5 separate regions of the Homo sapiens genome follow, and all the other regions are linked to region 2. The links are chromatin loops, found by intact Hi-C in ENCODE. Cell type or tissue: CD4-positive, alpha-beta T cell. All regions are shown on one strand. Each heading gives the region's core, and the rest is flanking DNA. Links, peaks and the distances in the headings are about the cores only.

What was found. Peaks named below come from ENCODE experiments on the same cell type or tissue, not always from the same donor. Only the 100,000 strongest peaks of a DNase experiment are listed, where the experiment ranks them.
Region 1: it touches region 2 in a loop (19-fold over the local background); 26 of 110 quality-filtered maps call a loop at or near these places.
Region 3: it touches region 2 in a loop (6-fold over the local background); 4 of 110 quality-filtered maps call a loop at or near these places.
Region 4: it touches region 2 in a loop (8-fold over the local background); 25 of 110 quality-filtered maps call a loop at or near these places.
Region 5: it touches region 2 in a loop (7-fold over the local background); 73 of 110 quality-filtered maps call a loop at or near these places.

Annotation. Positions count from the first base shown.
Region 1 is chr6:99,998,906-100,005,129 of GRCh38, forward strand. It overlaps MCHR2-AS1 (MCHR2 antisense RNA 1), which reads left to right. Exons shown (of 3, transcript NR_038384.1): 2 at 1,889-2,091. Among named protein-coding and RNA genes, the nearest start is that of MCHR2, 7.8 kb to the left of the region's middle. In CD4-positive, alpha-beta T cell, for the core only: CTCF peaks have their summits at 3,199 (motif pointing right) and 3,404; a DNase peak (open chromatin) is centred at 3,206.
Region 2 is chr6:100,662,132-100,668,355 of GRCh38, forward strand. It overlaps ASCC3 (activating signal cointegrator 1 complex subunit 3), which reads right to left. Exons shown (of 42, transcript NM_006828.4): 15 at 214-405. Among named protein-coding and RNA genes, the nearest start is that of SIM1, 200 kb to the left of the region's middle. In CD4-positive, alpha-beta T cell, for the core only: CTCF peaks have their summits at 2,375 (motif pointing left) and 2,577; a DNase peak (open chromatin) is centred at 2,330; H3K27ac peaks cover 340 bases.
Region 3 is chr6:99,464,333-99,470,556 of GRCh38, forward strand. It overlaps USP45 (ubiquitin specific peptidase 45), which reads right to left. Exons shown (of 18, transcript NM_001346022.3): 10 at 4,205-4,286; 11 at 2,340-2,431; 12 at 748-804; 13 at 272-415. Among named protein-coding and RNA genes, the nearest start is that of PNISR, 42 kb to the left of the region's middle. In CD4-positive, alpha-beta T cell, for the core only: a CTCF peak has its summit at 3,389 (motif pointing right); a DNase peak (open chromatin) is centred at 3,379.
Region 4 is chr6:99,864,938-99,871,161 of GRCh38, forward strand. No RefSeq gene overlaps it. Among named protein-coding and RNA genes, the nearest start is that of MCHR2-AS1, 130 kb to the right of the region's middle. In CD4-positive, alpha-beta T cell, for the core only: CTCF peaks have their summits at 3,324 (motif pointing right) and 3,523; a DNase peak (open chromatin) is centred at 3,344; H3K27me3 peaks cover 222 bases.
Region 5 is chr6:100,113,076-100,119,299 of GRCh38, forward strand. No RefSeq gene overlaps it. Among named protein-coding and RNA genes, the nearest start is that of MCHR2, 120 kb to the left of the region's middle. In CD4-positive, alpha-beta T cell, for the core only: CTCF peaks have their summits at 3,706 and 3,909; no DNase peak of the experiment used is centred there.

The sequences.
Region 1 (6,224 bases), core at 437-5,436, 660 kb before region 2:
ATGAGTTTGCTCATGTTGGCTAGCAGAATTGTGATGTGTTAGTGAGTTGAGGTATACAGCCTAGTTTTTATTCTTTGAAAAAACATGAAGGGTGCTTTACCTTGGGTTCTAAGAGAGACAATCACCACGATTCACTGTGAACTACTGCCTTTAATATTTGGAATGAGAACTACATACTCTACTAAACAGTTTTCCTAAGCCTAGTTATAGATAATAAACTATGTATAATATAAATAGAGAAAGTGGATGTTAATATCCAACTCCATCCTTAGGAATTATGAGAAACTTTGAGGAAACAAATTTAAATGAACTGTCTTTGGCTTAATCCACTCTGTATTTCTCCTGCTGCATCAGGTTCCGTAACCCTCTGCTATGTCTCCAGTGCTTCTTGGGCTAAGGTAGAAATACCAGGGCTGGTTTTCAGTCTCAATTAATTTGCACAAGTTTCGCTTTGGCTTCAGAGTTTATAGGGATAATTACCTCCCCAAATGCTCTGGGAAATGCATGCTCTTATTACAAGGGTTACCATATATCTCAGTTTATCTGGGACAATCCCAATTAATGCCTACTGTTCTGGTGGGACTATTAGTTATATCTTATGCCAGTGTAATGGATTAACGGGGCAGCCACCTATTAGTCCTGCTCACCCTGTGGGAAAGGGATGGGAGTGTTATAGTCTGCTCCCTTTGTCTTTGAGATAACAGCTGAAAACAGAGCAGAAATGTGGGTGCCATGAAATTTCCTGTGTGCACATTAATATCTTTCTTGGGGGGCAGTAGCTCAGAATTCTAAGGTTTTACCATTTCATGTCCCCATCAAATTAGCCTCATATCCTTTACCTCCCATGCATTCATTCTTTGAGAGTGAAATGTTTAAATGCCTGCATTTAATATTTACATTTGTTTTTTGAATTATTTTTGAATTATAATGATTTATAAATAATTTATAAATGACCTTCATTTTACTGGAATAGATATTCAGAGAATGATTTAATTTACTCAGTTTTAGTGTAGCACCACCATAAATCCAAAGGGAAATTGAAGAGAACTCACTGGTTTACTGTTTCTCAATCTTGGTGAATTTCATCTCTTTATTTCAAAGATACATTGTGTCCTTGTGTATTGAGTAAAAATAGCTCCACTATCTAATAACAAAGGCATACTGTATTTGACAAATTCCAGATTATAAAACATGTTTATAGTGGAATTGATAAAATTCATAGTAGCAGTACAGTAGGGAAGACAGATCTATGTAATGGGTCTAGGTATGGATTGGAATCAAGTCTAAAGGCCCCTTGTGTAAGTTGTGTGCTTTGAGGGAAGTCATTTAATGTTTTTGAGCCTCAACTTCATTATGGATAAAATGAGGAAGTAAAACTTGCCCTACCCACCTCATAAGGCAACAAATGTGATTAATGTAAAAATAATTTATCCAATGCAAAGCACTATGTGATCATAAGTGGTAGCAGAGAGCTCTGTCCTTCAGGCTATTTAGAGGTATTATACTCACAGAAGAAAAGATATCCACTTGAAAAGTGAGATTTCGTAGTCTATCTCTCTTTCCATTGGCAGTTCCATTCCCCCTATACAGACTAAAGCTCAAACAAGTTCAAGCCAACAAGAATTTGTCAGGAACTGATCAGGATACAGCAATGGGTTTGAGGTGGGCAGAAACTGCTAGTCAATGGGGCATTTCAAAGATGCTAGTGTTTGCAAATTCTGTACCACTGGTTCCTACTCTTGCCAGTGCCTGAACTTGATTTGGTTATAAAGATAAATAAGACATGGTTCTGCTCTAGGGAGCCCACAATTCAATGAGGGAGACAGACATACACAAGTTAATTTCAATATAATGTAATAAAGAGTATAATTTTTTTTTTCATCTTCAGCTGACAAGTTTATTTAATCCCTGAACCTGGATCCAAGGCATCTCCCTGTAGAAAACATCAGACCGGGGCAGAGATTGACAAAGCAACCCAAAGCAGCAGCTGCCAACGGCCGCTGTGCCCACCTCATCAGCAGCTAAAGAGTATAATTTTAAAAAAAGTCACAGAAGAATGTGGAGACACTTAGCAAAACGGACTCTCATAAGGTAAGTTTAAAGAAAGATTTCAGGTGCCAACGATATTGTGTATGTCTGAAAGCCTTCTGTAATGATCATTATGGCACAGTTCTCAGGTGTAACAAAGGGTCAGAGATTACACCTCCTTGCTCCTAGCATAAAAATAACAACCACAGATTTTGTTGTAGAACACACCAGTGCCTAATACCTCATTCGGTCAATTACTTGCTACATTTCTGAGCTTCAGCTTCTTCATCTGTGGTGCAGGGGTAATCATATCTACCTCAGTCTACTGGAATGTCAGCTCTACAAGGGCAGGGACTTTGGCCTCTTTTGTTTATTACTGTGTCTCCATCACTTAGAACATGGTAAGCACTATGGATGTTACCTTATATAGGAAGTACTTACCTGGCCCATGGTAAGTACTCAATAAATATTAATAGTTGTGGAATTTGTTTTGTAAATGAAGGTAGCTATTCATCTCCCAATCACCATTTTTTTTCCTAATTTTAATGAAGATCCACAGTAGAGTCAAGGAGATATTGGACCAGGTCCACTGGTTTACTCTTTGCTTCTCAATCCTGACCAATTTCACCTTTTTGTCTTTCAAGTATGTATTTCAAAGGTACATAGTGTCCTCGTGTATTTAGTAAAAATGGCTCCATTACACAAGACACAGGCAAAAGGCAATGGACAGACCATGCTCATGATGCTTCCCCGTGTATATCCATGTGGTCTGCCATGCTGCAATGTCCTTCCCCGTTGAGAAATTTGCAAGGATCTGAAGACTCAGGTCTGTATATAGAAAGGGTATCATCAAATATGCTTACTTTTTCTGTTTTTCAATGTTTGGAGTCTCTGTTTTTATAAGTGTACAGTTATTCTGAAAACAACCTTTTCCCAAATTGTCAGAGAAAAAACTGTGACTATGCTAGAGTAGTTCATCCATCAAGCTACATCCTTTAAGTACTTTCTCATCTAAAGGATTGACAGATTGCACATTTCACTGGAAAGCTGTCACACAAATATTTCCCTGGAGAGTTGGTAGCTCCAGAGCTTGAGAGTCGGATCTCAGAACGGCAAATACCTCATTGAGAACTAGCTCTAACACCAAATGCAGTTCTCCCGACTGGCCACTTGGTGGCAGTGCCAACTAAGTGCCAGCTCAAGCCATTAGATTGCACACAGGCATGTGATTCCTAACTTCTATTTATTCATTCAAATTTTAGGACCTACAAGTGGTTTTTGGTCAATCACATGGGCTAAGGCAAACTTTGCTTACTGACAAAGAGACTACATGACAATTTTAAAATACATTTCTTACCCTAATTTATGACATTATGTTAGGCCCCCAGTTAGGATACACCTGAAAAGGTGAATAATGGCAATTTCCTCAGTGTCTTTTAATAATCTCTATCTTGACATTATACATAGGTCAAACATAATCCAGGTCCTATCCCAGAACTGGTTATTACCCTGAACTTCTCCACCTCATAAATCTTAAACTCTGTTCTCTGACCACAAACATCTATCTCTCCCTCTTTGCTGTTACAGCAAAGGTGTGCTTTCTCAGAGATCACAGTCTCTTGAGCCCTTCTCTTTTTTCCTGTTTTCCATGTTCCATAGTCCATCCTGCAACCCTTCTGTGTTAGGGTTCTCCTGAGAAACAGAATGAATAGAATGTAGATGGTAGATACATAGATTAGATTAGAGCTAGATAGATATAGAGATAGATAAAGACTTATCATAGAAATTGGCTCATATAATGATTGTGGAGACTGAAAAGCCCCACGGTCTGGCATCTGCAAGCTGGGAACCAGGAGAACTGGTGGTGTAACTCCTGGTCTAATTCCTTAAGTCCGGAGAACCAGGAGCTCCAATGTCCAGGGGCAGGAGAAGACAGATGCCCCAGCTCAAACGGGGACAGTGAATTCACCATTAGTCCACCTATTTGTTCTGTGCAAGCCCTCAATGAATGGGATAATGTCCACCTGCATTGGTGAGGGCATGGGCTCACTGCTGCACCTCTTTTGCTGTGAAGTGAGTTTCTGGATCAGAAACAATGCTGTGTGGAAAACCATGATGGTGGATAAGGCATTCTGTGAATCCACAGATGACAGTTTTGGCAGAGAAGCATTGCAGGTGAGAAAAGCAAGTTTGTATCCAAAGTAAGTTTCTATTTTAGTATGGACAAAACACTGCCCCTTCCATGATGGAACTGGTTCAGTGAAATCAACTTGCCTCCAGGTAGCTGGATGATAACCATGGGGAATGGTGTCATATTGGTGTTCAGTGTTGGTTTCTGCTGCTGGCAGATTGGGCACTCAACTGTGGCCATATCCAAGTTGACTTTGGTGAGTAGAAGTCCATGTTGCCGAGCTCATGCATAACCACCATCTCTGCCATCATGGCTACTTTGTTAATGAGCCCATTGGCCAATGACAGAAGTGGCAGGAAAGAAAGAGACTGACTGGTATCCACAGGACAGGTCATTCTATCTACTTGATTATTAAAATTCTCCTTTGCAGAGGTTACTCTTTGGCAGGCTTTCACATGGGACACAAATACCTTCATTTTTTTGTTTGTTTGTTTTTGTTTTACTCATTCAGAGATGTTTCCTCTCTGTGTGTTGGCTCATTCTTTCCCAGGCTCCTTTGACAACCCTTTAAGTGTTGCTGGAATTCTTCCTTAGACTTATTTTCTCTCTATACAACCCCATGTGACCTCTTTTATGGCTTCAATTATCAATTATATACTGAAGAATATACTCCTGAAACAATATCTCTAGGCAGCTTGTCTAAACCTGAACTCCCCATTCCTTCATGTTTTCTACCAAGTCTTTTATTTTATTTTTTTAGATGAAGTCTTGCTCTATTGCCCAGGCTAGAGTGCAGTGGCATGATCTCAGCTCACTGCAACCTTTGCCTCCTGGGTTCAAGTGATTCTCGTGCCTCAGCCTCCCAAGTAGCTGGGATTACAGGAGTGCACCACCACACCCTGCTAACTTTTGTATTTTTTTGTAGAGATGGGGTTTTGTCATGTTGGCCAGGCTGGTCTCGAACTCCTGGCCTCAACTGATCCGCCCACCTCGGCCTCCCAAAGTGCTGAGATTACAGTTATTTACCAAGTCTTCTCATCCTTTATTCTTCATCTCATTAATGGTTCTGTTAACCACCTCGTTATCAAATTGGAAACCTAGAAGTCATGCTTTACTCCCTCTCTCTCACTTCACACATCTATGTAGGCACCAAATTCAGTTAAATGTAGTACCTTTACATCTACTGAGATAGTTCACTTCTCCATCTCCATAGCCACTGTCTTAACTCAGGCTGTCTTCATTTTCCCCCATAAATTACTGAATAAGTTGCTCATTCCTTGTCCCAACAAACCAATTCTCCAAACTCCTGCAAGAGGGAATTTCAAACAGGAAGATCTGATTTGCTTAAATTCATTTTTGGTTTTTCATATTGTTCAGCATAAACTCCTAAGCATAAAGTTTTGGAAATGCATTCTGAAAAAGTGAAACAAATGACAACTTTCTGAAGCTATTGGAAACTTAGATAAAATGTTTAACATTACAGAGAAAGTATTTGTTTTGTGGTAATGACATGAATTTAAATTTTGGTGGAGCAAGGCTTTGTGGTAAATATAACATTTGTATTAATATAAAAATCTATGGAGAAGAAATAAATTTGAAGCTGTTTGTCATGTACGGATAAACCATAATTGTATTCAAACAAACTATGATATCATATCTGTTAAAATAGAGTCTGTAGTTGTTGCAGTTTAAAGAGTTTAACATATCTTACATGGTTAATGTCATAAAATATTTGCTATGAAGTTGATGTTGAATAATAAAACAAGCTTTGACATGGCAAATTGCACTTTATCTCTTTTCTTCCCATCATCAATTGAATTTACAAGTGTTTTAGCCTTTGAAGAACTACTTTGCAAATCAATGTTAATGTTCTACAACAGCGTTCAACTTTTTGTAAATGAGCTTTTTAACCTTTTAGTATATTAAAAAGTCAACTGTACATCTATCAATCATTAAACCATTCTGTGAATGTAATGCCAAAAAGTCAGCTTTGGCAGCATTTACTGAGTTGAAATTATTAAAAAGAAAGCCTGCACCCAGATCCCAGATGTTGCTTTCTAAATAT
Region 2 (6,224 bases), core at 363-5,362:
TGTACTTTAACTAATCCTTTCATCATCTGTGATAGAGTAAAATTTTCACAATATAAACTAGATTCTTATTGGAGAAAATAATTCTGACCTTTTATAAATAACATTCAAAGTCAAGGAAACAGCCAAATCACAATATTTTTCTATGTAAGTCAACCCAGAGCCTTGCTTTAAGACACACACAAAATCCATTTATCAAGGAAGGTAAGCTCTTACCTTAATAATAACAGCATGGGCGGGAAGATTGACACCCCAGGCTAACGTAGCTGTACACACTAGGACTTTGATATGCCCATTAGAAAACAAGTTTTCAACTAAATTTCTGTCCTGCCGAAGCATTCCTGCATGATGAATACTAAAACCATCTGGGAATAATTCTCGTACTTGCTTATTTCTCGACCTTTGTACCTAGATACCAAGAAAGCGTAAGAGTATTATTTAGCATTTAAAAGCAATTGTTTTTAGCATTTCTGTTGTATGAGTTCATCAAAGAAATCAGAAAATTATTTTTAAGCATCTTAAGGTATTACTAGGTCTTAGTATATAATGCTTTATATAAAATCATAAAAAATAATGTTACCTATCTTAAAAAATAGGTAATACCAAAATATATCACAAAATTCAAAAGGAAAGAGGTGAAAAGCAAGTGTCTCTTTCATCCAGATGTCCCTTTTTGCAATCAATCAGTATTACCTGTTTCTTAGCCTTCAAAATATACACTATTCAAAATAAAACTAAATCTCAGTGGCTTCTCAACTCCTTAAGAGTAAAGGCCAGAGTCATTACAATGCAAGACTATGGAAATCAATCTCATCCCCTTACCTCATCCACACTAGCCACAATGGCTGGCTTTTCTGAGTATATTTTCCAACAAGTCCATATCTGCTTCAGAGCCTTTACACTTTTACTTCAGACCCACTGCCTTTGAGGACTTCTCCCTTCTTATTGAGATCCCCATGATGCTTCCCCTATGATATTCCTCATTGCGATAAGTCAATAAACCCAGCTTTGTTCACCTACAGCTGTGTTCTTGGTGATCTTTGATAGCAAAGCATTGACCATCTGTTTTAGCTCCTCAACTATAGATGTGCATTGAGTATAGAGGAGTCCTTCCTTATCTGTAGTTTTGCTTTCTGTGGTTTCCATTACCTGAGGTCAACTGTGGTCCAAAAATATTAAGTAGAATATTCCAGAAATAAACAAATCATGTTTTAAGTTACATGCTCTTCTGAGTAGCATGATGAAATCTCACACTGTCCTATTCCATCCAGCCCAGAAAATGAATCGTCCCTTTGTCCAGCATATATAAGCTGTAGACATTTCTCACCCATTAGTCACTTAGTAGTAGGCTTGGTTATCAGATTGACTGTTTAAGTATCACAGTGTTTGCAAGTCACCCTTATTTTACTTAATAATGGCCCTGAAGCACAACATTAGTGATGCTGGCAACTTGAATTTGCCAGAGAGAAGCCATAAAGTGTTTCCTTTATGTGAAAAGGTGAAAGTTTTCAACTTAAGGGAATAAAAACGAAATTGTATGCTGAGGTTGCTAAAATCGATGGTAAGAGCAACAAATCTTCTAGTTGTGAAATTACAAAGAAGAAAACAGAAATTTGTGTTAGTTTTGCTGTTGCACCTCAAATTGCAAGTTACAGCTACAGTGTGATACATAGTTAAGATGAAAAAGGCTTTAAATTTGTGGGTGGAAGACACGAAAACAAAAACGCACTTAATTGACACCAATCAAGTTAGTTCACTAGTATCTGTGGTTTCATATCTTGGAAATATACCCCATGGATAAGGGGGGACTACTGTAATAATGTTACTTCTGGTTCTGTTCTTTGGCCTAATCTGAGCCCAGAGGTGAGATTTAGTATACTTATATGTCACCTGTGTAAGTGCTGTAGCAGAAGGTCTTAAAAGACTCACTGAAGATTCACTATACAATAGGCAGAATTTTTAAGAAAAATTAAAGACCTTAGATTAACATTTAAAGAAATGTTTATATAGTTAAAGCTTCTGTTTGGCCATCACATCATGTGTTTATTTGCTATTGGTCTCAAAATCTCATTATCAATTCATGAGCTTCTTTTTGAACAGTTTTTTCCCTACACTTTTTACTTAAGGGCTGGATAATGGCAGGGAGTAAGATTTCAGGGGACTGGGGTTCCATTCTAGACTTTGCCATACTGATTATCTCTCAGGTCACTTAAAATTTTAAACTTCTAAGTTAATAATATTTAACTAATAAAATTATCTAAGAAAATAGTATTCCATGAAATCTGCTTCAATTATAAAACCAAAAGTAATGCATTAACAAACCACACCATCTAGTGGCCAACCAAGTAAATAACAACTTACACATTTTGAGCCTCTTAAGGGTCCAAAACAAAATACATATATAAACATAACAAAAGAGGAGAGCTTCTTAAAGTTTCAAGGGGGGTGTATTCTTACTTTATTCTTATGCAGTGCAGTCAGCCTGTTAGAAATTATTTTATACATATACTTTAGGACTAATTACACTTGGATCTCATTGCCTCAGCTTTCATCTTTTCAGACAAGCAATATTGTTACTGTAATCTTAAAGCAGCTCTTATGAATATGGAAAAAAGTCCAATTGTGGTGTATTTGCTAAGAGCTCCTTCAGAGGCTAAAGGTAGGGAGAGGAGAAACATTTCACTTACTTCATTTCTTTTCTAATATTCAAGAGTGGATATTCAAAGCCAACAGAGGAAACTAAAACTATTGGTTGAAGGTGATATTCAAATCATATTGCTGGATTGCTGTTTGGTTTTAGGTTAAGTCTGCTTTCTGTGGGCTCCCTGCATTGAAATGTTCTGCTGTCCTTCTTACAAATAGATTCCTTAGTCAAACCCCATTTGAGGGAAGACATGGCTAGGACTGCTGTGGCACCAATGACACAGTAAGAAGTTAAACAAGGGAAGTATGTATCTGTGATAGAGATGTTTCTTATAAAGTAGCAGGTGGATCTTGGAGTACTGACATAGTACCTCCCACTTGATCACATGGGTTTCACATTCAACCAGCATCAGTGGCCAGTTTCACATTCAACCAGCGTCAGTGGCCACCAACTTGGTATATCTCTCTGGTCTCTGTGAGGAACTAGGAGGAGGTAGGAGTCACTTCTATTTCTATTCTTGCATACTCTGTGCATTTTTTTTATTGGTTCATTACAGACTTGAAGTGACAACAATCAAAGTAAGTCTGGGTTTTTTATTCTTAACTATCTTTGAATCTGAATTTTCCATCTGTGGTCTGCCTTAGCTCACAACAAAAATGAACTGGAATCTGGCCGGGCACAGTGGGTCATGCCTGTAATCCTAGCACTTTGGAAGGGTGAGGCAGGCAGATCACGAGGTCAGGAGATGAAGACCATCCTGGCTAACATGGTGAAACTCCGTCTCTACTAACAAAAACAAACAAACAAACAAAAAAAAAATAGCCGGGCATGGTGGCATGTGCCTGTAGTCCCAGTTACTCGGGAGGCTGAGGCAAGAGAATCACTTGAACCCAGGAGGTGGAGGCTGCAGTGAGCCGAGATCACATCACTGAACTCCAGCCTGGGCGACAGAGTGAGACTCTGTCTCAAAAAACAAAAAAAAAAGAAGAAAAAAAAATGAACTGGAATCCCTGGAGATGAGGCCCAGGGATGTTCCTCATGTGATTTTAAAAATCATCATAAAGCAAAACTATTTTTCCACTTTTAGTGTACACATCTAAGAATTTTAAGACATATTTGTGTTAGATTTGTGTAGCTACCATCATAATCAAGAGGAGTTTCTCCACCTTAAAAAAACCCCCTCATGCTATTTCTTTATAGTTAAACTCTTCGCAACTACTACCACTGTACTAATCTGTACTCCAACCCTATAGTTTTGTCTCTCCAAGACCACTATATAAATTGAGTCAGAAAGCTTATAAACTTTTGAAATTAGTTTCTGTCACCCAGATTAATGGCTTTGAGATTCATCTAAGTTGTTGCATATATCAATATCTCATTCCTTTTTATTGCTGAGTAGTATTCCACGGTACTACAGATGGGCACATTACAGTCTGTTAATCGGACCTCTCACTGAAGGACATGGGGGTTGTTTCCAGTTTTCACAATTATAAACAGAACATTTATAAACATTCATGTACACTTTTTTGTATATATTAATATGATTTCATTCCTCCAAAGTAAATACCAGGCATGAATCTTACGGGTCACATGGTTAATGTATGTTTACTTTTATAAAAATGCCAAAGCATTTCTGGAGAATTTTAACATTTTGCATTTGCATCAGCATTGTATAACAGTTCCAGTTGCTTCCCATACTTGCCAGCTTCCCATACATTATATAATTATTATTTTTTATTTTAGCAATTGTAACAGGTGTGTGGTAGTATCTTACCATGGTTTTAACATAAGTTTCCTTAACAGTTAATGATGTTAAACATCTTCCATGTTCTTGGATGTGCATATCTAATCAGCTCCTCAAGTGATTCTACTGCACACAAAAGTATAAGGAGCGAGTTTTTTACAGAAGGATATTTGCAATGATGTTTTTATCCACCTGTGTTATAATACAGCTGTACAATTTGACCTCATGAGACTATTTAGTGCTAAGCAACCTCGTATTTGTTATTGTACTAAATTATTTACATTCCTAAGAAGAGTACCTCCTAACAAATTTATGAAACATGATAGTCACTAACAGACAAAAAAAAAGCACTGTAAAGAATCAAAGAGAAGATCAATAAGAAACATGTATTTATCATATATTAGATCCTAGGAATTCAAAGAAATTTAAGACAAAATCTGAGCTTTGGATAATTTGCAGACTGGTAAGGAAGACAGACTCATATACAAGTGATTTCTATTAAATATAATGTGTTTATGATAGAGGTACAGGGACCAAGATGAAACTTTGTTATTTATGACATGATATTGTCATTTATGACAAAATTATGTCTTATTTACATTTGTATCGCTAACATTTGGCAGGGTGCCTTCTTCATACTGATACTACACATTCCCTGAATGAATGAATCAGTGATCTGATAGTTTGATCAAAGAAGTCTTTACAGAAAATGTGAAACGTGAGTCTTGAAGGACAAGGGATAAACTGCTAAATGGGGAAAGGTAGGCAGCAGGATATATAAGTACCTAAGCTGGGAATTATTAAAGAGCACACACAGTGTGTTTGGAGGGCATTCTGTTCAGAGGGTGTGGGGCAAAAATTAAGAAAATTAAGCTAGAAAAAAGGATTGGGGTCAGGCTTTACATTGTCTTGAACATAGGTGGAAAAGGAGCCAATTCAAGTTTTTAAGCAGTATCAGATTTGTTCTTTAGAGAGGTAACTTCACAGTTGTGCTAAGACCAGAGCAGGTATCGGCCACTACAGCAATCTGCAGAAGATGGAGGCAGGGGAAACAGAAATAACCAAACAAAGTCAAGGTTAAAGTTGGCTAGAAAGTAACCAAGACTGGATGACTGTCTAGAAAGGGGGATGAACATGACATAAAAGAAAAGGAGTTAGAATTGTTTCAAGCTAATCCTTATCTTGGTGCACTGAATATACGATAAGGTAAACAGAATGAGGAGAGTCAATGATTGCCTTTAACTTAGGTACTAAGAAGGTCAGGAGTAAATTATGTTTTGCGCATGAGTTTGAAGTGATCCATGGATAAAGACTTGGGCTTTTCTTCTAAATAAATGGAAAGCCACTGAAGATTTCTGAGAAGGAGAGAAATAAGGGAGACCAGTTAGGTAATCATTGGTAGAACCAATGATTTAAAGATTGTGAAATTGAGAAAAAAAATTAACACTCTTACCTTAAAAGAAAAAAATCAAACAAAAATAGACAGTGGCCATTACTGACTAGAGAAGGAGCTGGCAAAATATGTGCCAACTACCTGTTTTTGTACATAAAACTTATTGGAAAACAGCCATATCAATTTGTTACAGATTGTCTAAGGCTGCTTGAGCTACAACAGGAGGGCTGAATGAATAGTTGTGGGAGAGATCATATGTCTACAAGCTTAAAATGTTTACTACCTGGTCTTTAAGTAAAATAATCTGTATAGCTGTACACAAGTACAACAGCACAAGCACAAGACCCAATATCAGCAAAACGAAAATATCACAATTTGAAAGAATATGAAAGAAATATACTACAGTTTAAAAGAATCAGAAAAGAGCACTTTGTAAAATTCAGTGC
Region 3 (6,224 bases), core at 564-5,563, 1.2 Mb before region 2:
CTCTTGTAGAGATACACATTGAAGTATATGATATATTTGGGATTTATTTCAAAAATAATCTGGGATTATCCAAAAATAGTCTGGGATGGGAGGAAGGGGAGGATGTGGGATATATATAGTTAGTATACAAGTAGCCAAGTTGATAATTATGAAGCCAAAAAATGGGTACATGAGAGTTTATTACACTATGTTCTCTACTTTTAGATGTGCTTGAAACTTTTGTTAATAAACTGTTAAAAAACAGACGTCTAACAGATGCTTATGGTCTTACCTTATCTTTAGATGAAGAATGCTTCTTGGCAGCTCTAGGTTGATGAATATTTTCTATAGTAACATTGCCACTGTATCGATCATGATCTGTCTCCCGTAAACTTCTATATTTATTCATTCTTCCCCAAAGTAAAGGTTTTGAAACCTATGTAAATGCCACATACAGAAACCAAAACCTCTTTAGTAAATAAATTCTGGATGTCCTCATCTTAAAATTTTTGACTGACTTGAAATACAAAAAATTAACAAATTATCAAAATAAAAAGTGTTTAAGAGTTTAAATTCCTTGAGAATAAAAACCATCATACTTTATGCATACTTACACAAACCCCCAAATCAGACTCAATTATGAATACAAACTCAATTATATATAAAAAATAATGACTCTCAGATATCTGGTAATATACTCAACAAATGTTTAAATAAATGATTAAATGTTCTTCACCAAAGCTTCATCATTAGTTTTCTTCTCCTTACCCTTTCTTCTATTATAGGAAGTGAAATATCAATGAATGGATCTTTCACCGTGGAGATCTTAAAAGGAAAACACATTGAAAACTTCAGTTAGAATTCTAATATAAACATACAGTTTTGTAAAGTACAAAGAAATCAAACTTCCCGGGCAACCTAAAATTTTACGTTAAAAACTGTTCCTGAAAAAAATAGCAATTTAATTGGGTATTGCAGCACATTGTTAATCAAAACAAGATATTCTCAAACATCAGTGAATGGTGATCCAATTGAATTTTATATTACTGTCAATATGACTGGCCTGTAATATTTAAAATAACTTAAAAAAACTGTTTAATAAAACAGATTAACTAAAGAGACTAGACATTTTTGGTTAGCTTAGGGCTGTAACATAAGTAAACTATGAAATGTTAAGAAAAAGCCATGAAAAAAAGCAGAGAGCTTGGCTGTGTTTTATAGATTCTTTAAGATAATTTTGTTTTAAAAGATACTCTCTATCTTGTGAGAGAGAAAACAACTTCTGTGTTGAATAGTCTAGAAACTTAAATAATCATGGTCATGCATTCTGTGTTTCAATGTGACAGGCTAGAATGAGATATATTTTATAATCCTGCTTCTTTAAGGCTAGAGAACACAGAAAAATACTCATAATCTGGGACAGGAAAATGAATAAAGGCTCCTTTTACTATTAAAATCTAACAGAAATTTAAACCTATCATACTCTAAGTCATACACTTACAGAAATATTCCTTGCCAAGCAATTGAAAATCTACAAAAAATTCATACATGCTTTAAGTTGTTAAAGATGGCATTCAAAATAAAAATTATTAAGTTCAAAGTGAGTGAAGTCTACACAAAAATCTTTAATACGTCATATAAACTTTAAATCAAAGGTGATATAACCACCCTAAATTATGTTAATACATTAAGTTATTTCTATTGGAATTAGTTTTTTTTTTTTGAAACTGAGTCTCGCTCTGTCACCCAGGCTATAGTGCAGTAGTGCGATCTCGGCTCACTGCAACCCTGCCTGCTGGGTTCAAGTGATTCTCCTGCCTCAGCCTCCCGAGTCATTGGGACTATAGGCACCCACCACCATGCCTGGCTAATTGTTTTGTATTTTTTTAGTAGAGATGGGGTTTCACCATGTTGGCCAGGCTAGTCTTGAATTCCTGACCTCAAGTGATCCGCCGGCCTTGGCCTCCCAAAGTACTGGGATTATAGGCATGAGCCACTGCACCCAGCCTGGAATTACATTTTAGGGCACTGCAACGTAGCACAGTTACTCTCTTCACAGAAGTTTTTCTCTCACTTCAAACAGATAGCTAATGAATTTCAGTATATTAAGATAGGCTAAAACTGCCTCATAGGTGTGTCATGAGGAAAAATAACACAAAAATACATTTACTTTTAAAAATATATAAATTATCACATTTACTTTCTAGGAGTGTAGCGTATAAAAAGACTTTCAAGAATCATTATGTAATCATCTGTCAAATTTTAAAAATGACTGCCAATGATTATATGTGAAAGAAAATATAATAAAAATGATGTGATTGTAATCCATTCCATGCTGAATTGAATTCTAAAGTACCTACATTTGCACATTCTTCACACATGACCGTGCTAGTTAATTCACCAATAAAGATCCGATCTATGAAGTTCATTTTCACACCTTCTTTTCCATATGCTGTAAAAATCATACTTTTTAATGCAAAAAACATGTCAACCATCCATCTAGCAGTATAATAGGCTATCTTCTGGTTATTCAAAAGTAATCTGAATAAGATATTCTGTACTACATTTAATAATACATTTTACTATACATACAACATTCTAAAGTCTTTCTCCTTTACAATTTTGTAGCAGATTTACGACTATCAACTACTTTAGTCTCCAAGAAATAATGAACTATTCTTAAGAGGTAAAACAAAACAACCACTATTCGTACCACACCTCAACCACTCCCATTAAAACTTATAAAACCTCATGTCTAACCAATAAGTACCCAGAAGAATGGAAAAGGAGATTATGCTATCAGGACTACGGATGCCAGGATCACGGCTATGAAAATAACAGTCGTAAAAGGCAAGTGTAAGGAATTAACATAGGTAATTAAGAACTCAAGAACATGGTTATATTTTTAAAAGTTAAAATTATTCTGCTCAGGAAATATTTATAAATTAAAAAAATGCCAATGACTTAGTTTAAAATAACCTGAGGTTGGGAGAAAATGGATTAAACATAAACCATGAACGCAGTTTAAGTTGGGTGACAGATATAAAGGGCTGCATTATGCTATTCTCTCTACTTTAATAAAAATTTGAAACTTTCCATCATAAACCATGGGAGGAAAAAGTATATTAACAAACCTATTCACCCCTCTTTCAAACTTCTTTTTTGAGCCTCTATCTTCAAGTTTCATACAAACAATATTCAAAATCATTTAAAATATTAGAGCACTGAATGACAGAAAACATGTGAATATATCAGTAAACATTAATTAAAATTGTATTTAGAAATACTATAATAATAAAGATATTTCTTCTAGAAAAACTAAAAGGGATTGGAAATAGTACAAAACTGGAAAGAGGGGGAAGAAAAACGGGGCTGTTATTCTAAACATCCACGAGATGGCACTATCTCAACACAAAAGAACAAGGCATATTTGAGCAGCTACGTTTTTTAAAAATCTTGAACCCTTAATTACAATAAAGTGCACAGTAACAATGTGTGTATGTTTGCAAATTATAGACCTGTAGTACATACATTATAAAACCACAAAAACAAAAGTTAGAAAAAAATACAAATAATATTTTTAAATGTCTTCTAAAAATCACTTCATGCTAACATTAGTTAGTATCTCAATGCAGAATATACATTTAGGGCAAGGTATATAAACCCTATATAGTATTGATAATGATAAATAACCAACTTTGATTAGGTAATCATCATTTGGGGCTCATATTTTTATGGATGAATAGCAAACACTAGGAGTAGGCAAAGTGCACTTACACTTGACTTACCAGCACTCTCTTCAATAAACGGTTTATTTGCAGGAGTCTTTGGAGCACTTAAACATTTTGTCTAGTTACATCTAAAAAATATCCATAAATCCATTGATCCAAACACATGTCAAATGATACAATATGATACATATGAACTTCCAAGTGTGGTTGCTACTTTCAACAACCTTTCAAGTTTCCCTTAGAAGACCTCACATAAAGGTATCGGTGTCAATCTGTATACTTGGTATAGCTTTATTCTTATAAATTCACATGAATACATTCTAGCATTTTCTATGTTCCACTAAAGTATTTTTCAGACACTGCAGCAACTACGTCCTCCTTTTAAAGCCACTACTTTGGTGGATTAGTTCACATAATGTTCAGTTCTTTTTCCAACTAAAATAAAATTTTAATATTTTCTTAAAGAAAAAAGTTTTAACAAAGAGTCAACATACCTTTGACTTTTTTTCTAGTTTCATCATCAGCAGTTTTAGTAGTTGGGTTGTTAAATGCTTTTAGAATGCTAGCTTGTATTCGCTGTAAAACAAAGTTAATAGATTCTGGTCTAATAATAGTTAACTCAGGCCTCATCCTCCTAATAAAAGTACTTTCAAACAGCAAGGTACACTGTGGATTTCAGTTCCCTAGTTTGAAAATAAAATGACCAAATTTTTTAAAAAATGTAATTTCTTCCAGGTCTCAAATTCCATGAATAGATTGCTCTAATGTCAAATTTTCCCAAGTAAGAGTCAGAATTTTTACATTTAGGTTCTCTCTTGGATTTAATGTATTTTTATCAGTGTACAAAAAGCAAGCAGCCTAGTCCTGTTGCTTAGCATAAATTAATTTGCCCTCTTTCTTCCTTCTCCCTCTCTCTAAAATGACACTTCTTAATTAGGACCAAAAAAGAAAATAGACCATATGAAATTTATTGTCTATGAAGACCTTTCTATATTAAGAAGCTATCAAGCTGGTTACTATAATCTCTATGCTATGTGGACTACCTCATTTATATACACATATAACTAAAGTCCAAATTTATCAATTAATGTCCATAGCAAGAAGAATCCCCCAAATTTTAATTATGGTTTTACTTGAACTTAGTTGTCAATAATGATTATGTTTTCAGCAGCTCTCAGTAAATGACAAGGTTTATATTAACTATTTCTACATCTCTTGTGTATGTTTTAGGAAAGATCCAATCTCACAGAAAAGTTTCAGAATAAAACTACATACTCCAAGAATAAAACTTAGTAAGTGACCTTTTAACATTAACTATGCCCCTAATTAGTGGATGAATTTTGTCTTCCTAATTCAGATTATGACAGTAGGATGAGGGAAAAGTTTAATTATCTTTCCAAAAAATATATATATAATTAATATATATATAATATATATATATATATTTTTTTTTTTTTTGAGAGTCTTGTTTTGTTGCCCAGGCTGGAGTGCAGTGGTGTAATCACTGCCCACTGCAGCTTTGACTTCTCTGGGTTCAAGTGATCCTACTGCCTCAGCCTCCCAAGTACCTGGGACTATAGGCACACACCATGACACCTGGCTAATTTTTAAAAATTTTTTTGTAGAGATGGGGTTTTGCCATATTGCCCAGGCTGGCCTTGAGCTTCTGAGCTCAAGCAAGCCACCTGCCTCAGCCTCCCAAAGTGCTGGAATTACAGGCATGAGCTGCCACACCTGTTTTTTGTTGTTTGTTTGTTCGTTTTGTAGAGACAGGCTCTTCCTATGTTGCCCAGGCTGGTCTCAAACTCCCAAAGTGCTGGGATTACAGGTGGTGCCTGGTCCTTCCTATCTTTTAATTGGAAAAGATCACTATGATATATTAAGTGAAAAAAGACAAAGTACAAGTTATATATATGGTATATGCCACCTTTTGAATAAGGAAAAAAAGAGCATAAAGGAAGAAAGACAAGAACACGGGATATAAACAATGGCAAAGTCAAAACACAAGAGAGGCAAAGGGATCTCCCAGGAGCATGGTTAGGAGGAATTCCAGAGTGACACCTATACATCAGATATGAGAGGTAAAGAACCCAGATTGGAGCAATGAGACTTATGAATCAGAAATATTGTCAACACCAACATCCCCTTCTGCCATTATAACATGCTTTTAATCTAAGAACACAATATTATATGGAGAAGGAGGTGATCACATTCTTATTCTCGCTCCATGCCCTGCTGCCTGGATAAGCAGAAGACACTCATGACCCCCAGAATTGTTCTGCTGTGTATGATTTATGTTTCTTCTGTGTATGATATATGTTTTTTAACACATCCTCCTCCAACAATTGTGAAACCGAGTTTCACTTATTACTAACTGGCCTGTGATTAACACATTATATTTCCTATAACTGTTCACTGTCCTCAAGCATATTTTGAAAATTAATACAAGATTCAAAACACTTAAATATTTTACAAAGTAGGGGATAAAAGCAAACATAAAGCAATTCATACCGT
Region 4 (6,224 bases), core at 635-5,634, 800 kb before region 2:
TTCTGAGAATTAGCAATCTTCCATGAAGTTTCCAACTCATCTTTCTCCAAACATTATAAGGAAAAAAAATGAACAAAATTCTAGAGCCTCACTAACACCCCTAGCTTGAAAACAGGCAGAAGGGAGTGTGTAGAAGCCCTTCTTCCACAAAGGAAGCAAAACGTTCCACAAAGGCAGAATTCCTTTCAATCATTTCCATGACCCACTAGAGAGACAATAGCCACTTGAGTTCACCATATTGGAGACCATACTGGCTGGACAGGAGAAGAATGTCAGGATCATAAACAATGGATTGAAAAATGAAATGATCTGAGGTCGAGATTAACTTTATTTCTTGGTGTGAGGGATGGGGCGGGGGTGAGGGTGGGAGTGAGTGGGTAGACGGGGACATAGATGAAGAAAGAACAGCCGTGTGTTTATTAGTAATTACTAAAGTCAGGTGATAGGTACATGGGGTTATTTATACTAGTTTCTCTATCTTTGAATGTGTTAATTTTTTATTATAAAAAATTTAAAATTTAGCCAAATAGAGACCAAATAAATATAAGTTATAACTCGGTTTCTGAGGATGTAGGAGATGGGGAAAAGACTCCCTGAGAGTCAAGTAAAATGTTTCTACCTTGGAAACACATTTCATGTTCTATATTATGCACTTTCTGCTTTGGGGAGTCACAGCAGCTCCTGGACGGGGAGAGATGAAGTGGGAATGGCTGACTCCCTGGTTCAGGCCTCATAGTGCATTTGGGTAAACATCTGAAGTCCAAGTACATCTGAAGATACAGTAAAACAGAATGGTGGAATTGTGGACACAGATGTTAGGCCAGGCAACAGAGGAGAGGGTAAAGGCCAGCATGGCAATAGAGCTGCCAACAGCCGTGATTCTTTTCCCTTATCCAAGTTCTCAGCTTTAGGATCTCCAACTCTACAATAGTTACAGGACAAAACACACAGATATCAGAAAAGTGGAAAGGAATCACAAGGAATTACCTACACTAAATCCAAGCTGTCTTCCCTATTCAAAAGCAAGATGATAAAATATCATGCCTGGCTTCTATGCAAATATACTGCAGAACAGCCCCTTTATCCCCCTCACCAAGTAAGTATTGAAATATCAAATGCAAAACACAGATGAAAAGTCTATCCAGAAGTGAACACTCAGGAACAAATGTTCCTAAGGATGTTTTACTCTATGGAAGAGCTTACTAAATACAAACATGTTATTGAACAATAATTTAAAGATGAGATACTAAAACAGCAGTTGTGAGAAAAAAAGAGATTTGCTGAGCTAAGGAAACAGATCAAGTACTAACAATTTAATACCATTGCTGAATTAATAAATAAAATGAAGTAAAAGAGCAAGAAACTGAACAGGCATAGCTAAAAATTGGATGAATGACCCAGAAGAAAGGTTTAAGACAATTGCAGTGAATGTAGAGGGAAAAAGACAAAGAGATTAAGACACTGATTGAGAAAATAATAGATATGAGTGGTAGACAAGGCCAAACAAACATTGAATTAAAAACCCCAACAAATCTAACAGACAGTATGTTCAAAGATGACATAGAAGATAATTTGAACAATTGAATAATTTAATCTGGAAATGCAAACCTATGCTTGGAAAAATGGATTGAGGAAAATCAATAAGGAGACATATCCTTATTAAGGTATTGAATTTCAAGGATAAATAAAGCATTTTCAGGCATTTAGACAAATTAAGCAACTTATGAAGGTGAAAATCAGTTGAGTTTTTCTCAAGAATAGGACACCCAATAAATGAAGAATGTTAAAAGGATTGCTCACATATGTTGAATTCATTTAAATGTAGGCTAAACAATGGTGAGAGATACAATTGCAAAAGTTAAATATTGTGAAAATTAATAAGCAAAAGTAAAAACTTTAAAAAAGACAACATACACCCAATGAGAGGAAGATGAAAAGTGACTATGCTAATTTCTTGGTCTTAGATGAGTTCAGTAGATACTACCTACAAAAAAAAGTTTAGCATTTTACTTAATGTCATCAAGGTATTCACTGGAAGAATGAAAATGACAATTAGCCAAAGCAGGAGATAGACATGGGAAGGAAATACCCCATTAAGAGGAATAATTTATAGTAGGGAGTCAACAGAAACTTTATAATGTTATATAATAAGAAATAGAAGTATAGGCATAAAATTGAAAATCTCCTGAAAGAGCTAAGATAGACTATAGCACATAACCTCAAGACAGGAATCACACAGACAAACCTTTAGTGATGTTGGTTTTGTATCACATGTTCAAGTGGGAGCACGTGATGACAGGATGAGCCCTCTTCTGTCAAGTTCCTCATCAGCTTTTATCTAAAAGAGTTCCATTCATTGAAGATCGTCACCTTTTTGGGTTTAGTAGGAGTTGCAAAATGGAGATGTTTTAACCTTATCATTCCTTTCACTTAGGTGGAATTCTTCTGTATAAAAACAACGCCTCTCATGAAATAGGGCTATTTTTACAATGAAGTATGGTTTATTCATCAAAGGCAGAATATATTTTTAACTGTTTTCTTTTAGTTGCCAAATTTCAGATTAAGGTGTTTGTGGGCTAGTTACTTTAATATATGGTAAAAATGTTGTTTCCTTCTTTCCCTCCCTTTATTGTTTCTGTTGGTAGGCTTTCTCTTTTTCCATTAGATGCATATGAATTCATGGATTTAAAATGGAATTAGATTTTAAATTGAATTCATGAATTTTAAATTACATTTAATTGAATCAATTTGTTTTGATATTGATTTGAACAAATCGATGATACAAAATATTTGGAGACATCCAGGGAAATATGATTATTGACTAGGCATTAGATAATAACACATAATTGTTATTGAATTGTTAGCTGTAATAATGATATTGTGTTTATAAAAGAAGTGTCTATTTTTAAGAGAGATTCATACTAAAGATTGAAGGCATATATGATACTTGGGATTTGTCTTAATTATTCAAGGAAGAAAAAAGAGGAGATAGAGAAGCAAATGTGACAAAATTCTGACAATTTAAAAATATGACAGAAGGCTAAGTGAGGGTTTTATTGTACCATTCTCGCTGCTTTTGTGTATACTGGGACATTTTCATAATACAATTATTTTAGAAGCTTAGATTTAAAAAGGAATGATGAAATATATATTATTAATAAAGAAATATCATTATGCTATATTAAAAAGGAAAAAAGCAAGATAAACAATGTAGTAAATTTGTGTGTGTGTTTGGGATATGCCCAACAAGAAATAAGCTTAAACATATCCGTCATTCTCAATTGTGGCAGGTGGCCTGAAGTCCAGACATCCAGCAGATGGCGCTCTGTGCCCGTTTTATGTGGCGGAGAGACTCGCGCCCGTCATTCCGCTTCCCGTGTTGATGCAAATCCTGAGCATTCTACTGTGTTAAAATCAACACTTCATGTTCTCATAATTAGCATTCTGCTTTTAGAAATGACCCTACCGTCCTTTGTTTTTTCTTAACAAAGCAAAGCTGCGAAAGTTTATTAAGCACAGTATTACACTCTTGGATGGGGAGAGCAGACAGACCTCTCTGGGAGATGAGATCAGCCCCTACTCTCCTCTTGGATTTGGATTTTGTCTTCCTTCCTGGCTCAGTTTGAGCTTGAATTCTGCAATGTGCTTCACATGACGTGGGGGATGAGTGATACCGTGAGAGAACACTGGGCTGGGAGCTGGTAGTTCTGTACTTGGGTGACTTTGGGCAGATGTTTGACCTCTTACAGCCTTGAATTCCTTGTTTGTAGACTAAGGTTGTGTACCAGATGATCACTAAGGTCCATTTCTTCAATCAAATTCTGTGATTCTGCTTCCAGTTTTCAGCCTACAGTTCTCTGGGGAGGGGACATAAAGGCACCACAGTAGTGTCTTCAATAAAGTCAAGTTGGAGAGAGGATAGTTGTCTCAGTCTGTTTTCTGTTGCTTATGACAGAATACCTGAAACTGTGTAATTTATAAAGAAAAGGAATTTATTTCTTGCAGATAAAGAGGCTGGGAAGTCCAAGGTTGAGGAGGCACATCTGGTGAGAACCTTCCAGCTGGTGGGAAGTTGCGGTGTCCTGAGGTGGCACAGGGTATCACATGGTGAGAGGGCTGAGCATGCTAACATGCTAGCTCACATCTGTCTTCTTCATCTTATAAAACCACCAGTTCCACTCCCATGATAACCCATTAATCCACCAACCCGTTAATAAGGGTAGAAGAGTCATGATCCAATCACCACTTAAAGGTCCCTACCTCTCAGTACTGCCACATTGGGGCTTAAGTTTCAACATGCGTTTTGGAGGGGATATTCCAGCTGTTGCACTATTGGACCAAATGACTGGATAACAGAGGAAGGGAACAATTAAGAGACAGGAAGGGGAAGCAACAATGAGAAGGAGAAGGTCAGCAAGCCTTGGAGATTAGACTCTGAATCTGAAGCAAATGCAGAGCTAGCTATGGCTTTTGACATGGTTTTGAATTCATTTCTTCCAAATCTCATGATGAAATGTGATTACCACTGTTGGAGGCAGGGCCTGGTGGGAGGTGATTGGATCATGTGGTGGATCCCTCAGGAATGGTTTAGCACCATCCCCTTGGTGATAAGTGAGCTCTTGCTCTGAGTTCACGCAGGATCTGGTTGTTTAAAAGTGTGTGGCACCTGCCCCCTTGCTCTCATGCTCCTGCTCTTGCCACGTGATGCACTGGCTCCCTTTGCCTTCCACCACGATTGTAAGTTCCCTTAGGCCCTCACTAGAAGCAGATGCTGGCACCATGCTTCCTGTACAGCCCACAGAACCATGAGCCAATTAAACCTTGTTTCTTTATAAATTACCCAGTTTTAGGTGTTTCTTTGTAGCAACACAAGAATGGCCTAATACAGCTTCATTTAGCAAATGGCAGAGGAGGGATTCAGGACCACTTTTGTCTCTAGGACCCCTGACCTTAGCTTCAGGCACAAAGTCCTTCACCTCCATGGAAGGTGGATTGTAAAGTAACCTAATGCAGTGCAGGCAGCAGTGTGACACTGCTCTTGCTTCTAGCTGCCAACAGCTCTGTGTTCATCAGCAGCCCCAGCAGCCGAGAGTCACTTTCTCCTCTGGTTCTGTCTTCTATCAGACCCTCATCCAACATCTATGTCCCTCTCATTTACCTCTCGTTTACAGACTAGCTCATGTTTAACTCTCCACTACTGTTGAATTTTGCTCCTGTCTTTCATCTTCTCTCATTTGTACAATGGTTGGAAAGGAATACCGTAACAGATCAAACTGATATTCACCAGTTAAGGGATGGGATGGGAGGTTTAGAGCAAAGTGAAAGGATCATGTGGGATGTCAGTACAGTGTCATGAGAGCCGCGTGACCATATATGTATCAGGCATCCAGCAGAAATTTAGGTGGCATCTCAAAAGATTTGAAAACTTGTCTATTCATGTTTCACTTACCAGATCAGATTCTATTTTCTCTGTAAAGCCTCCTACTCCCTCTGAAGTTTAAAAATGCTTATCTGAAAAATATCCTTGATAACTGTTTTTTTTAGCATTGTTTATTATATTTTCATGTTCATGTCTCATGCCATCATGTGCTCTAGTACTCCTTGGGGATGGGAACTGCCTTGTTTATATCTACTGCATCATTTAGCAGTCTTTGAACACAATAGTGCACTTCACTTTCAAGCATAAAAACCAACTTAACTTGGATTTACTTGCCCCTACATTTATTTTAGCTTGCTTTCCAGACTGTGAAAGTCACATTAAATTCCTGATTACTCTAGGATTGATCTTGCAGTTTGAATATTTAAGTCCTCGGCACTTTTCTCTCTAATTTTTATTCTTTTGCCTTCCGACTATTTTGCATCTTTCCCTCATTTTCTTCACATGATGGAACTGGAAGTAAAAGGAGATGAAACCAATTTATTTTTATGTTGCTACTTGTAACTGGTAGAGTTTGTAGGGTTGAAGTCGAGGGGAAGGTTGGAGAAAGAGTGGCAGCTGCTGAAAATGAAGTTTCCAAATAATGGAAAGTTTGCTATTCATGTTCTTTTATGTGCTGGTTGAATAAGTTAGGATTTTAAAAATAGAGTTGGCATTTATGATTCTATTATTTCTCATTATACATCAGGTTGTATCTGTGTGTAAATGCAAAAGGTGTTGTGCTTTCACTGCCGTTCTTCACTGAAAGAAGGGGCCAACCCGAGCCATATCTCAGAATGAGAATTAG
Region 5 (6,224 bases), core at 775-5,774, 550 kb before region 2:
TGGAACTCTTTCAACCCTCTCTCTTTGCTCGTTGTGGTACTTAACGTCTACAATGAATGATACACATGTAAAAGGCAAACGACAACAGTGCTCATTAATTAGAGCACATGATATGAATTTGTAAGAAGATTGAGGCTATGAGGATTCATATGGGTAAGTTGTGGGCAATCGGTTTATGTAGCGATCTTTGTTTTTTCTATGACAAAGTAGTAAGGGACATGCTGCAAATACCAATAGGACTATGTTCTAGGGATCTTTTTTCTTGGCTCAAAAATCAGTTAAAAAGCCAGAATGATGGTAGCTGTTGCCAATATTATGAAACTCCAAACAAATTTTCCAGTTTTTTTCTTAAGCCTTTTTTTAGGGGAAGTTTTTTGTTTGTTTGTTTGTTTGTTTTTTTAGATGGTGTTTCACTCTTGTCACCCAGGCTGGAGTGCAATGGCACAGTCTTGGCTCACTGCAACCTCCCTCTCCTGGGTTCGAGCAATTCTCCTGCCTCAGCCTCCCGAGTAGCTGGGACTACAGGCACACACCACCATGTCCAGCTAACTTTTTTTGTAATTTTAGTACAGATGGGGTTTCACCATGTTGGCCAGGCTGGTCTTGCACTCTTGATCTCAGGTGATCCGCCTGCCTCAGCCTCCCAAAGTGCTGGGATTACAGGCATGAGCCACCGAGCCCGGCCCCGGGGGGAAGCTTTTTAATGGAGTGACAGAATGAATATATTTCTCAACTGCCAGTTTTTTAACTCTGTATTCTTTTTTTTGGACTTAAAACTATGCTATCAACTTGGTTTATTTGAAATAAATTTTTTTTGACTTTTTAGAGGTTAAGTAGTTTAAATGACTCTGTTTCCTTGTTCAATGTAACTTGGAAAACAAAAACAAATACAAACAAAACAAAACAAAACAAAACAAAAACCTGAGCAGATTCTTTCAGAACATCCCTCAAGCAAATTTAGGTACTACAGACACCACACCAAAATGCACTATTTAAAGGACAAAATGTGCTAAGGTTAATAATCAGTGTAAACAGAGTCTTGAAATGGAAATAGAATAATCAAATGAATACAACAGGATGATCTTTACTGTGTGGTTGTTCGCAGGGTGATTTCTGGTGTTAGGCTCCAGGTGTTTGAATTCTGATCTGGCATCCACTACTGTACAATTCTGGGCCAGTTAAATCCCTATAAGTGTCAGGGTGAAATGGAATAACAAGGACTTCCTGAATGGGCTGGGAGGACTAAATGAGATGATGTATCTAATGCATCTAACATGGTACTTTGTTTATAGTTACCATTATTCTATTATTGCTTTTTAAGGTTAGTGATATACACATTCATATGGTTAACTGTTTATCTTGAAATTCTCATAATTCTAGAAGTCTGTATTGGCAGCTACACTATGTCGTATTTTATTTCTGTTTTCAGATGAAGAAGAAAGACAGAATGGATAACAATTTATTTGGTCATTGAGTTAAATATTAAAATATTTTAAAAGTATCTGATGTTGGGGCATAACACAATTTGGAATATGAGTCTCAGTATTCATTATATCTTGTGACTAAATTTGTCAAGAAGCTCAACAATTGCATTTTTCCCTTTCCTTTTTTTTTAGTTTTGCAGAATAAGCTGATCATTTTGCTTTTTAAGTGTCATTTGATAGGAATATGTCTATACTATACTTCTGGCAAAAATTTACCCTCTCTTTTATGGTAAAATATATTCAATTCAGCCAACTACTTTGTGGCCAAACCATCTCTCTGTACTCACCACACAAATGTTGAATCAGAAAACAGAATGGCCATATTACAAGTCCTTGGCTCAATAAAAATAAACCAAGCCAAAAAAAAGGCAAAGGCAAAGAAATTTCTGTGAGAGTTGATTGGGGTTTATTTCAGCTAATTTTGCATTCATTTCACAATCATTTTTACATTCTACACTATAGAAATAAAAATGATTAATTCTGAAAAATCTTGCTCTATGAAGGGGCTGATGATGGGCACCCACTGCATGGGCCTTCCACAGTGGCCCAGGGCTCTCTAGCAATGCCACTGTTAATTGTTGGTGGCTCTCAACCACTTTCCAGCAAGTACCTCTTTTTCCTTTCTCCTGTTTTCTATCTCATTCCTCTACATTCCTTAATCAATAAGTATTTCCTAAATGCAAGAGACCAGCTCCTGTCATCAAAAAGCTTATTATTGAATAGATGTGCCTTGCAGTGATCCTGATGGACTCCTTCATGCGGCTGTCATTCTCCAATCAAAATGGTTTTGGACCCATCAAGTTTATCTACATTTTATGGGTCAATTAAGTGCCTACTGGGTAGCATTTTTGTAGTATGAGAATCAGCAACAAGAGAGAGCATATTTTTTCATGATTACATTTTCTGGAGGGAAAACTTAAAAGATGCCATTTTATTTTCCTATATGTAAAACTGTGTTTCCAATGGAAATGAATTTAGCAATCCAAGAGAGCTTTTGTAACTGCCAATAGAGTTCCAGGTTGCTTGGCAATGCAAATGAAGATCAGAAACCATCCCCACCCAACAAAATGAAAAACAACAAAAACAACAACAAACCAAGAAACCCCATATGTCTGTCATTCCAGAGATGCACAGTTGAAAGGAGCCCAGAATAAAGCTTTGAATGAGAAACAAAAAAATGTGAGGGCAACACATGAAATGTGTTTCATTTTTTTAAAGCAAAAACAAAATAAACAAAAACCAAGTTGTTAATGTATTATTTCCCATCAGAAGGGAAAATACCAATAATGGGTTTGAGGGTTGTGGTGCCAAGTTCTCTAGGGTTATAAACTAGACTGATGCAAAGCAGATGAAATTTCATCTGCGGCTTACAAATGAAAGCTTTTTAATGGGGAAATGGAACATTTCTGCCCCATAGATGTGCTGAGACCTCAGGTTCAATAGAAGTTCAAGTCCTCTTTTTCTCAGCATGCCAGAAGCAGGCACCTTGGTGAACATCAGGCTAAAGAATTCATGGAGAATGCACTAAAGGGTTAATGGAAAGGGCTTCTAAAAACCAAGGAATACCCCCCCGCCAAAAAAACCCAAATTAACAGTCTACTGTTTAAGATTATTTTTTAAAAATATATCAACCTAATGTACAAAGAACTAAAGCTTTAGCAAAGGGGACCAGTCAATAAAGAACACCTTTGGTGATATGTCACATTGTCTTTTCATCTGTAAATGATAATGAATTTGGCAACCATTTTGCCCCTTATTGCAAATTTAAGAATAGTATCCCATCCATTCCTAACTCCTGTTTTCTGAGCAGGATTTTTAGAGCGCTGTTGTCCTAACATACAGAATTAATGTTGAAAGAATTGGTAGAGTTTGGGAGAGTTGGAGAGGTTAGGGTTTTATAATTATTTTTCTTCGATTATGTCTATATTTTAAGTTATTTACTCATTTCATGTCAATTTCAACCTCGAGGAAATAAAAACCTTTTTTCTTTCTCTAGGCATTCTATATTGTTCATGGGAAGTGGAACTGTGTAAAAGGCTCATGTGAGTCTAAGCAGTTACCAGTGAGGAGAATACAAAAGGCCACCTCACCCCAGTGCCTGTGGCATCTGACACTAAAACATATGGCTGAAAAATGTAAAGTGCCATCAGTTACCAGGCTGCTTGTCTCCCTGTTCTGTGATATCCCAAACCAGAGAGCTCGGTTTCTTTACAGAGTAGAATGATTACGACCACTAGTCTGCCCTTGCTTGGTAAAGGCAAAACTCCAAATGGGCAGAAAAAATCCTCCAGGTGGCAGCACCTTCTTAGCTTTCAAATCCTCCTCTAGTGTGTTTTTAATTAGAACTAAAAATATAGTAACTACCAAAACCAAATTGATCCAGGAATAAACATTTATATGGTACCTCCAATCTGGAACTAGTCAAGATGTATTAAATTATTAATGATCTCTTCCAGCTTCTGACTATTGCTTGTTTTGACTTACATATTTAAATACTCCCTTGTAAGTAAATATGAAAGTTTATAGACTTAAAACAACATAGAGTTATAAGAATGAGGTCATAACCTGTGACTTCTGGATTAATGTAATTCATTGTGTCTGCTTGTTTCTCATTACCAACTAGCATTTCCAGTCCTTCATATCAGCCATGTTGTGCTGTTGTGACCATTGCTCTAATTTCTATGTCCTTATGCTTAAGCAAGAAACCATTACAGAAGCTTTGAGCCAAGGTAATAACAATAAAAAAGTGTTTTTAAGCCAGAAGCAGAAGGGGAGAAGGGAGTAACAGACATTCAGAAGGCTGGTGAAAGGTGAGCAAGACTTCCCCGGCAGAAAGAGCTTGTTTAGGGAAAATGGCATGGTGTTCTTTGAAAAGTCCTTTTTATTTTTGGCCTTAGCAAATGAACCTATGGAAAGCATTTACTAATTGGACATACAGTCAGATCAACCAGCAATCTTTCTGTAATGAAAGAAAATATAGGAAAGGTTAGCACTTTCCACAAACCCTAATCAGTCTCCTCTTTCTGTATTTGTCATTGAATGTCTCCACAACATCAAAAACAACTAGATGAAAAAGGAAATATTCAAAAGCTTGCTGGCTCTTCTACATACCAGTTTGATTTTTTAAAAACTGGATATACTGAATTAAATGAACTGACTTTGAGTAGCCATCATGTCAATGTTGTGTAGTCTCCGAGACAGTTAAGCCTATTTGAAGATGCTTATGATGTTCTTGTCTGTCTATCAATATTTTAGTCACCTAGACTCAGAACCTGAGATTTACTTATTAGTCACCCATTCAAACACCATCCACTGAATATTCACTGTGGCAGACACGATGCTGGGACCTGATCTTCAGCACTTCATTTTCTTCAAACTCTGTCAGATCGGTCCTTGCCTCATGTTTTCAGTTTTATTTTTTCTTTCTGATTCCGTGGACTCTACCCTAGACCTTAATCACTTAATGGGTATATTACTGTGAAAACCGTCCTCTAAATTTTCATGTTTGCAGATGCTCTTTCTTTGAGTCTATTCTACTTGCTACTGCTCCCAACTGGCATGATTCATTTCACTGATTGAAAAACCTACCATGACTATTTGTTTATAAGATCAATTGAAAAATTCCTGTTTCTAGGATTAAAACTTCTTATCATCTGGCCCCTCCTAATGGGGACCTCATCTCTCAAGGCTCTTCACTGCGTCCCATCATCTGCCATGTTCTCTTGCCCTCTGACATTTCACTCAGGATGGCCTCCCTACCCTCTTGCCAAATTCAAGGTCTCCCTTAACATCCCTTCTCTCTTCATTGCAATATCTACCACCAGCATCTATTATTTCTATTCCATATTCTACCTTGTCTTTCTTTCTTTTTTTTTTTTTTTTTGGTATTTATTGTTTTTTCAACAAGATTACATTCCTATTGTTGAGGGACTTTTCCTTAGTTTGGCTAAAGACGGGATCCTTGTCACGTGACCACAAAAGATTAGGCTCCCAGACAATTTGAAGGGTGAGAATAATGGGATTTGTTGGGTGAAAAGGAAAAAAAAAAACAAGAAACAAAAAATAGGGAAACATGAATTCTCCATAAGGCTAGGGTCCTGCTAGTGTGCTTCCTGCCTCACAGTTTGAATTCCAGTTTCCACCCAGGAAGAGGAGGGGCCAGGCTCCTCCCCACTGCAAATAGCGCGAACTTCTGTGGCTCCGCCCAAGTGTGCACTCCTCCCAGTGCACAGGCTGGTTGGAGTTTCCGTGCGGACCACTTCCCACCTGGCTGTCTCACTATAAAAAACATCCCCTGAATCCTGTACTCATTTCTTATCACTCACTCTGTTCAACACATAGTAGGTGGCCAAAAATACTGAACCAAGAAATGCTTATTAAGTTGAATGTTTTCTCTATGCAAACTGGTCAACTAATACATGCCCATCATGGTCATCAGCCCCCAAAGCAGCACTTCTCAGAAAGACTAAATGTCATTCTATTCATAAAAAGAAAAGATTCAATTTAACAATGTTCCTAGCATGTACTAGGAAATGTTGAATCCTCTCATTTTTTAAAAGCCACCTTTAGAGAATTACATGATTGCTAATGTAACAGAAAAAGCTTATATTTGATTTTCATTTGAAACAAAAAGGTCAGGTTACTGCAACATTTTCTCTGTTGTGATGACATGTTTAATACAGGACAGTTTGACCTCTTATTCTATCTTAATACTTTTCTTTTCTCTAATAACACGGTGTC